Linked DNA regions of Homo sapiens: region 2 is linked to region 1. A link is a loop called in an ENCODE intact Hi-C map of the cell type or tissue named here. Cell type or tissue: B cell. All regions are shown on one strand. Each heading gives the region's core, and the rest is flanking DNA. Links, peaks and the distances in the headings are about the cores only. Region 1 overlaps LINC02917 (long intergenic non-protein coding RNA 2917). Region 2 overlaps MBNL1 (muscleblind like splicing regulator 1).

Region 1 (2,927 bases), core at 267-2,766:
TTAGTTTCTACTGTAATTTATCTCTCCCTTGTCTTCTACCTCTGAAGTGATATATAATATCTGGAGGAAGAAGTATGTGGCTTGGGAGACTTGGTGTCTTTAGCAAGAGAGTGCAATCACCTGGCTTCACAGTGGGCCTTCAATGACATCCATGGGTCTCCAGTGTCCAGTCTTTGACTTCCTACTACCTAAGTGTCTTGCTGGCCTCCAGGACAAAAGTTTGTAATTTTTTGCTACAGTGAAGCATGCTATTTCTTTACCTGCTTGATTCAGTTTTCTTATTGATTCAGTTTCCTCTTGATTCAGCTTTTCCTGTATATAGACCCATCTACTATTTCTACCTCCTAAAACAGCCTCCTAAATGGCAACCCACCCATCTCCTTTGCTCTCAACACAATGTCCACAGCACATAGGAAATGAAAGAGCCTCTGGGATGACCCTACAAATTCTGTATGCATGACCATGCCACTGTGCCCTCATAATTGCACTAAGGCTCCCCTGCATTGGGCTAGGATACCCTACACAGCAATTTCTTCCTTAGGTACCCACAAAGGAAACAGAACAAGAGTGTACTGACTTGGTATTGTTATCATTTATCAAACATGTTCCTTCTCTGGATCAAAGCTGGAAAAGAGAAGTCTAGATATAGCACCCGATCTCTTGGAAATATTAACAAGACAAATATTAATTTGTCTTCCTAAATACATGAACTCATCAGCTTTGCACTAATAGACCTAAACTATCCATCTGCTGGAGGAAGACTAAAATGTATTACAAAAAGAAACCATTTATTGCGGTGGGAATGAAAAGAGATATTTCACTGCTGTTATGCAAATAAGATAATGCAGTAAGAAAAGTGTCTTGCAAGCCACTACATTATCTTGAAAAATGATCCAATAAACTTTTTTAAAAATCTGTTTTTCTTACCGTTTTGTATTTCAATAACCAAGCCTGGAAGATCAGTATCAGAGTTTTCTCCAGTGCAGAGAAAATGTCCTTGTCTCCATAAGGTTTGAGAGGAGATCAGAGTTATAAAAGAGTTTGGAACAGAGGGAGAAATTCCCAGAAGATGGCACAAAGAAGGGGAGATAGGAAGATAGAAGAGGAGAGAAAAAATATGTTGATTAACAGGAGAGCAAGACTATCAGAAACGTTTCCAAATCTTGAGCCTTTGGTTATCCATACCAATCTGTGATCTTGTCAGGTGGAAGAAAGTCTTAAGATTTACCTTTCCTAGTCACCTTTGGTTTCCATACAACTTAAACAGGTTGTATAGAAAACTTCTCTTAAAGTGGTTGAGAATCGGGTGTGGACTTTGGCAGATGGGATGGTTTTGGCAGGGACAAGGTGGCTTTATGGAAAGCGCAGCAGAGTAGACCACCAGATGGAGCCCAAGTGAGCTTTACAACTTGACATCGAGGGGCCTATAGCAGCATCAGGAAATGAACTGGGTTATCCATTTCTTTATCCATCCACTAGACTCTTACCAAGCTGTCAGAGAGACTAGAGTGTGCACCACTCCACCACAGCCACAAATCCATACAAAGTGCCGAATGAACAAGTAGTGACAAGGCAGAAAGAAGACACTGCTCTGTAGATACATTTAGGAAGAAAAGCTGATCAAACTAAGCTTTCTCTTTTTCCAGAGAAACGGTATTAATGACATAGAGAAATCATATGAATTATCCAATTGAGCTAAGTTTTAAATTCGGCTTGGTATTTAGTAGTCTCTTCCCAACTCCTGGTGAGTATTGGTTGTCTTCGCCTCTCTGAGTTACAGTAAAGTTTTTGACTCCTGTTATATTAGGATTCCCTCTCCTCAATTAGACTCAAAATCCCATCCTATCACCTGCTTCCCGCATTGCAATGTCCTGGAAAAATAAATTAAAAGGACATTTTTACAGTAAACCTACTTTGCTTCCTAATTTTTGAAATAATCAGATCTGCTTCCAAATCCTCATTAGCTGTATTGATGAGCTGAACCAAACAATGAGGAAACATTCACAGCTATAGCTGAACTTTCAGCATGGGCCCCACTAGGAGAAATCTTTTTGCTTCTATGTCCTTACAGCCTCTTGTTCTTTTGCTCTATTCGTACCTTCTAAGTGGTGGGTTATATAATCTTTTAAAATACACATGTAGAACAATCCAACCTCTATGTTAGAGGAAAGTAAAATGATGTCCTCACAAAGGTCTAGTTATATCCTCTTCATTCTTCCTACTAAATACTGAATCTATTTAGACCCCTGAGTTCTTCTAATGGAGTGAGGGTATTATTGTATACACCAGATAGGAGTGGCCTCACTCTACTCCCCTCCTCCTTCCACCTTTTTTTCAACACATAACCAAGAGCCCTTCCTGCAGATTTTGTTTGTTAGGGCAGGTTGGTAATATGTTGACCACCTAATAACATTGGCAAGAAAATTGCATAAAAGTTGAGTCCTGCATATGATTTTACTTTATAGTCATGAAAGACTTTCCATGAAGTCAATTCTCACTGCCCCTGCCTCTTTTCCATGCTTTTTAAATGGGATATGAGTACTCACATATGTGGGAGTGGGTCAGCAATTTTAAGAAATAGCCGAGTAACATTTTCCCAAAGAATCAATTATACTTAAAGACTTGGATAAAAACCATTCTCAAAATCCTATGAACTTATGCCTAAGCAAGAGTTTTAAAGAAAGTTCATCTTTGAAACACAAGACTTTGAGCTATAGTCCCAAACCATCCCATACCCTCCCCATCCCTCAAGACACATGCTGTCTCCATCCACTGCCAAACTTCCTCATTTCATACAGATAAGAAGCTTTGGATTTTTTTTTTTTGCATAAGTCCATGTAAAATTCAAGAGTTATCATATTTAAGAGTGAAATTGCCCTAAGGAAACTTTCTACTATTATAGTTTAGTAGTGAAGTAAGGAAAGTAG
Region 2 (2,927 bases), core at 178-2,677, 190 kb after region 1:
GTAAAAATAAATAATGATTATAATAATAAAGATTTAGATCTGGGTGTGGTGGCTCATGCCTGTAATCCCAGCACTTTGGGAGGCCAAGTGGGGAGGATCACTTGAGGCCAGAGTTCAAGACCAGCCTGAGCAACATAGTGATTGGTATTAGGTCTTCTTCACATGTTTGGTAAAAATTCAGCAATGAAACCAGTAAGCCCCAGGCTATTCTTCTCAATATCTACAAACAAAACAAAAAAGTTAGCCAGGTCTTCGATGTGTGCCTGTAGTCCTAGCTACTTGGGAGTCTGAGGTGGGGGGATTGCTTAAGCCCTGGAGGTTGAGGCTGCAGTGAGTCGTGATTGCTCTGCTACACTCCAGCCGGGGTGATGGAGCCAAGACCTTGTCTCAAAAAAAAAAAAAGACTGAGTACTTAAATTTCTATATCTTTTTCCATCTTGAAAGGAATATTTTCCAACTGGTTTAATACTGTTGTTTAATAAGAATAAGATATATCCTTAAATTAAACAACAGTATTAACCAGATTTTGAGATGCAATGTTAGCCACATTTATTTCCCTTTAGCCTTCAGAAAAATCTAAGTTTAGATACCAATTCTTTGTTTCCTGGATAAATTTCTCCATTTTTCTTTATATATTTCTGCTCAGAACTCATACTGTCAGGCCGGTATCATACCCATGGTATCTTATATTCCAACTATAAGATGCATGAATATATTAATAAGTTTTTAGTTTTAAGTGTAGTATGACATACTTTACAAAAGTTTTCAAGTTCAGAAATAGTTTCTATTTATGATAGAAATATTTAAAATGTAAGATTTTTTTCTTGAGAAAAGACTATATTTTGTTAACTTTTTCGGATTATACAAGTATTTGACTCAGATGTCTCAGAAAAGTCTCACATATTATCTCGAGGAAACATACATTGAATTATGCTTTAATTGTTTATCTCCATTGTTTTAATCTTTTGTCTAATACAGTGATATAGTTTTCTCTTCATAGTTAGACTCTCTTAAAAAAGAAGCTCTTGAGAGTGTAGTTATGTGTGGTTCATCCGTAAAATAAGAAGCTGTTTTAGAAGTAAAATGTGATGTTTATGGTGGACAAGACTTGCTGACTAATGGTTGTTGGAAATTTTCCATTTGTCAGATTGTTATGTAGATGATCATATATTAAATATAGCTAAGAGGAGAGCAAAAGCCCAAGGAATCTAAAGAACATTTTTTTTTGGCTAATAGTATGTTTTTAGGAATAAGAGCTGCTGTAAAGAATGCAGAAGCCTCATGTCATTAGCTGCACGTCCATCTCCTAGCAGATGAGCTGAGGGGTGCCACGCACTCTCTCTATATATATACGCACACACACACGTGCATGCGCACACACACACATACACACACACATACATATATATCTCTTCTTGGGGAAAATGGGTCTCGCTGCTTCACCTGAAGTCTGCATGCTTTTTGTTCCCTATTTTTTGCTAGTTTCATTTCCTCACTTCCTCTTTTCCCTTTTGTTCCCTTTTCCCCGTACTTCCCCTAGACTTAAAATGTTACATGAAGTTGAGTTTGTGGCTAGTGATTTACATGCGAACTTGTTGTTTTAAAACAAAGCCCCAAAACTGTGGCAGTGAGGATAATACAGCAAAAACAGTGAGGCTATTCCAAGTAGTTGAAAGATTTTCATTGTGAGTGAGAAGCCATTAATGATGGTTGTGGTTGTTCCTTTTTTCAAAGGTTTTCTCATTTTTGATAAGATGATATTTTACTACATTTAATAGAATTATGCTTAGATAAGATGCTTTTTTCATTGAATTGGCCTGGTCCTTGTTTTTATGTGGGCCTTTGAATCTGGGTTGATTTGAAACTACCTACTGCTGTCCTCTATACTGTCTGCAGAGACCTGAACCTGTAGATCATATAGAAGTCGTGTAATAGCTAGGACCCATCAGGTGGTTATAGAACCGAAATTAAATTCAAGCCCCAACACCTCCACTCGTCAGCCATAGACCGTTAGTAAATTAACCTGTTAATTTATATTGTATTATCTCTTATTTGGGGACAATAAAAGGCCTATTGAATAGAATTTTAGGGTCTAATACATGTGAAGCTCTTAGAACTGTGTATAGTACACATTATATAGCAAGAAATGTTTGTTGTCATTATGTGTTCAAAGGCAAATTGTTGATGGAATTGAAACCTATATTGTGACACACATTAACATATTTGGAGGCCACATTCATGTTTCAGAATCTTTGGTATTGTTTAAAATTATTTAACATTGAGTAAATTAACTGACTTCTACAGTGACCTAAATTTGATCTATGATCAGATCTATCATGTTAATCTATTGTTTCATAATAGGTTGAGCTATCAAATGATGGACACAAGGATAAGGTATAGGAAATCTTCGCTTACTGTCTTCCGTGGATTCTTGGAAACTATGACTTGACATGAAATGGAGTATAACAAAACCAATTGTTTTTCTCATTAGTGTTATAACTAAATGACCTTGAAGGAAACGATATTATTTGAGGACCTGCTGTATATTGTTTTATGTAAAGTAACAGTTTCTAAGAACCTATTGGTGATGTTAAGTGAGGACTAACTATATTAAGAATGTTTCAGGCCATGTGGGATGGCTCATTCCTGTAATCCCTGTGCTTTGAGAAGCCAAGGCAGGAAGATTGCTTGAGGCCAGGAGATCGAGACCAGCCTGGGCAACATAGCAAGACCTCATCTCTACAAAAACAAAACAAAACAAAAAAACAATTCACTAGGTGTGTTTTCTAGCTACTTGGGAGGCTGAGGTGGGAGGATCACTTGAGCCTAGGAATTAGAGGCTGAAATGAGGCACAATTTCACCACTGCACTCCAGCCTGAGTGATAAAGCAAGACTCTATGTCTATTTTTTTTAAAAATTAATGTAT

What was found. A loop is a pair of places that touch in the nucleus more often than their neighbours do. Peaks named below come from ENCODE experiments on the same cell type or tissue, not always from the same donor. Only the 100,000 strongest peaks of a DNase experiment are listed, where the experiment ranks them.
Region 2: a loop joins it to region 1, with 2.5 times the contacts of the local background. A loop is called at or near these places in 3 of 110 quality-filtered maps.

What each region holds. Positions count from the first base shown.
Region 1 is chr3:152,182,277-152,185,203 of GRCh38, forward strand. All of the region lies in intron 1 of LINC02917 (long intergenic non-protein coding RNA 2917), which reads right to left. The region is part of intron 1 of LOC101928166 (a long non-coding RNA gene); the gene reads right to left. Among named protein-coding and RNA genes, the nearest start is that of LINC02917, 22 kb to the right of the region's middle. In B cell, for the core only: a CTCF peak has its summit at 1,384 (motif pointing right); a DNase peak (open chromatin) is centred at 1,395; H3K4me3 peaks cover 294 bases.
Region 2 is chr3:152,375,431-152,378,357 of GRCh38, forward strand. The region is part of intron 2 of MBNL1 (muscleblind like splicing regulator 1); the gene reads left to right. Among named protein-coding and RNA genes, the nearest start is that of MBNL1-AS1, 110 kb to the left of the region's middle. In B cell, for the core only: no CTCF peak of the experiment used is centred there; DNase peaks (open chromatin) are centred at 301 and 1,451; H3K4me3 peaks cover 972 bases; H3K27ac peaks cover 2,352 bases.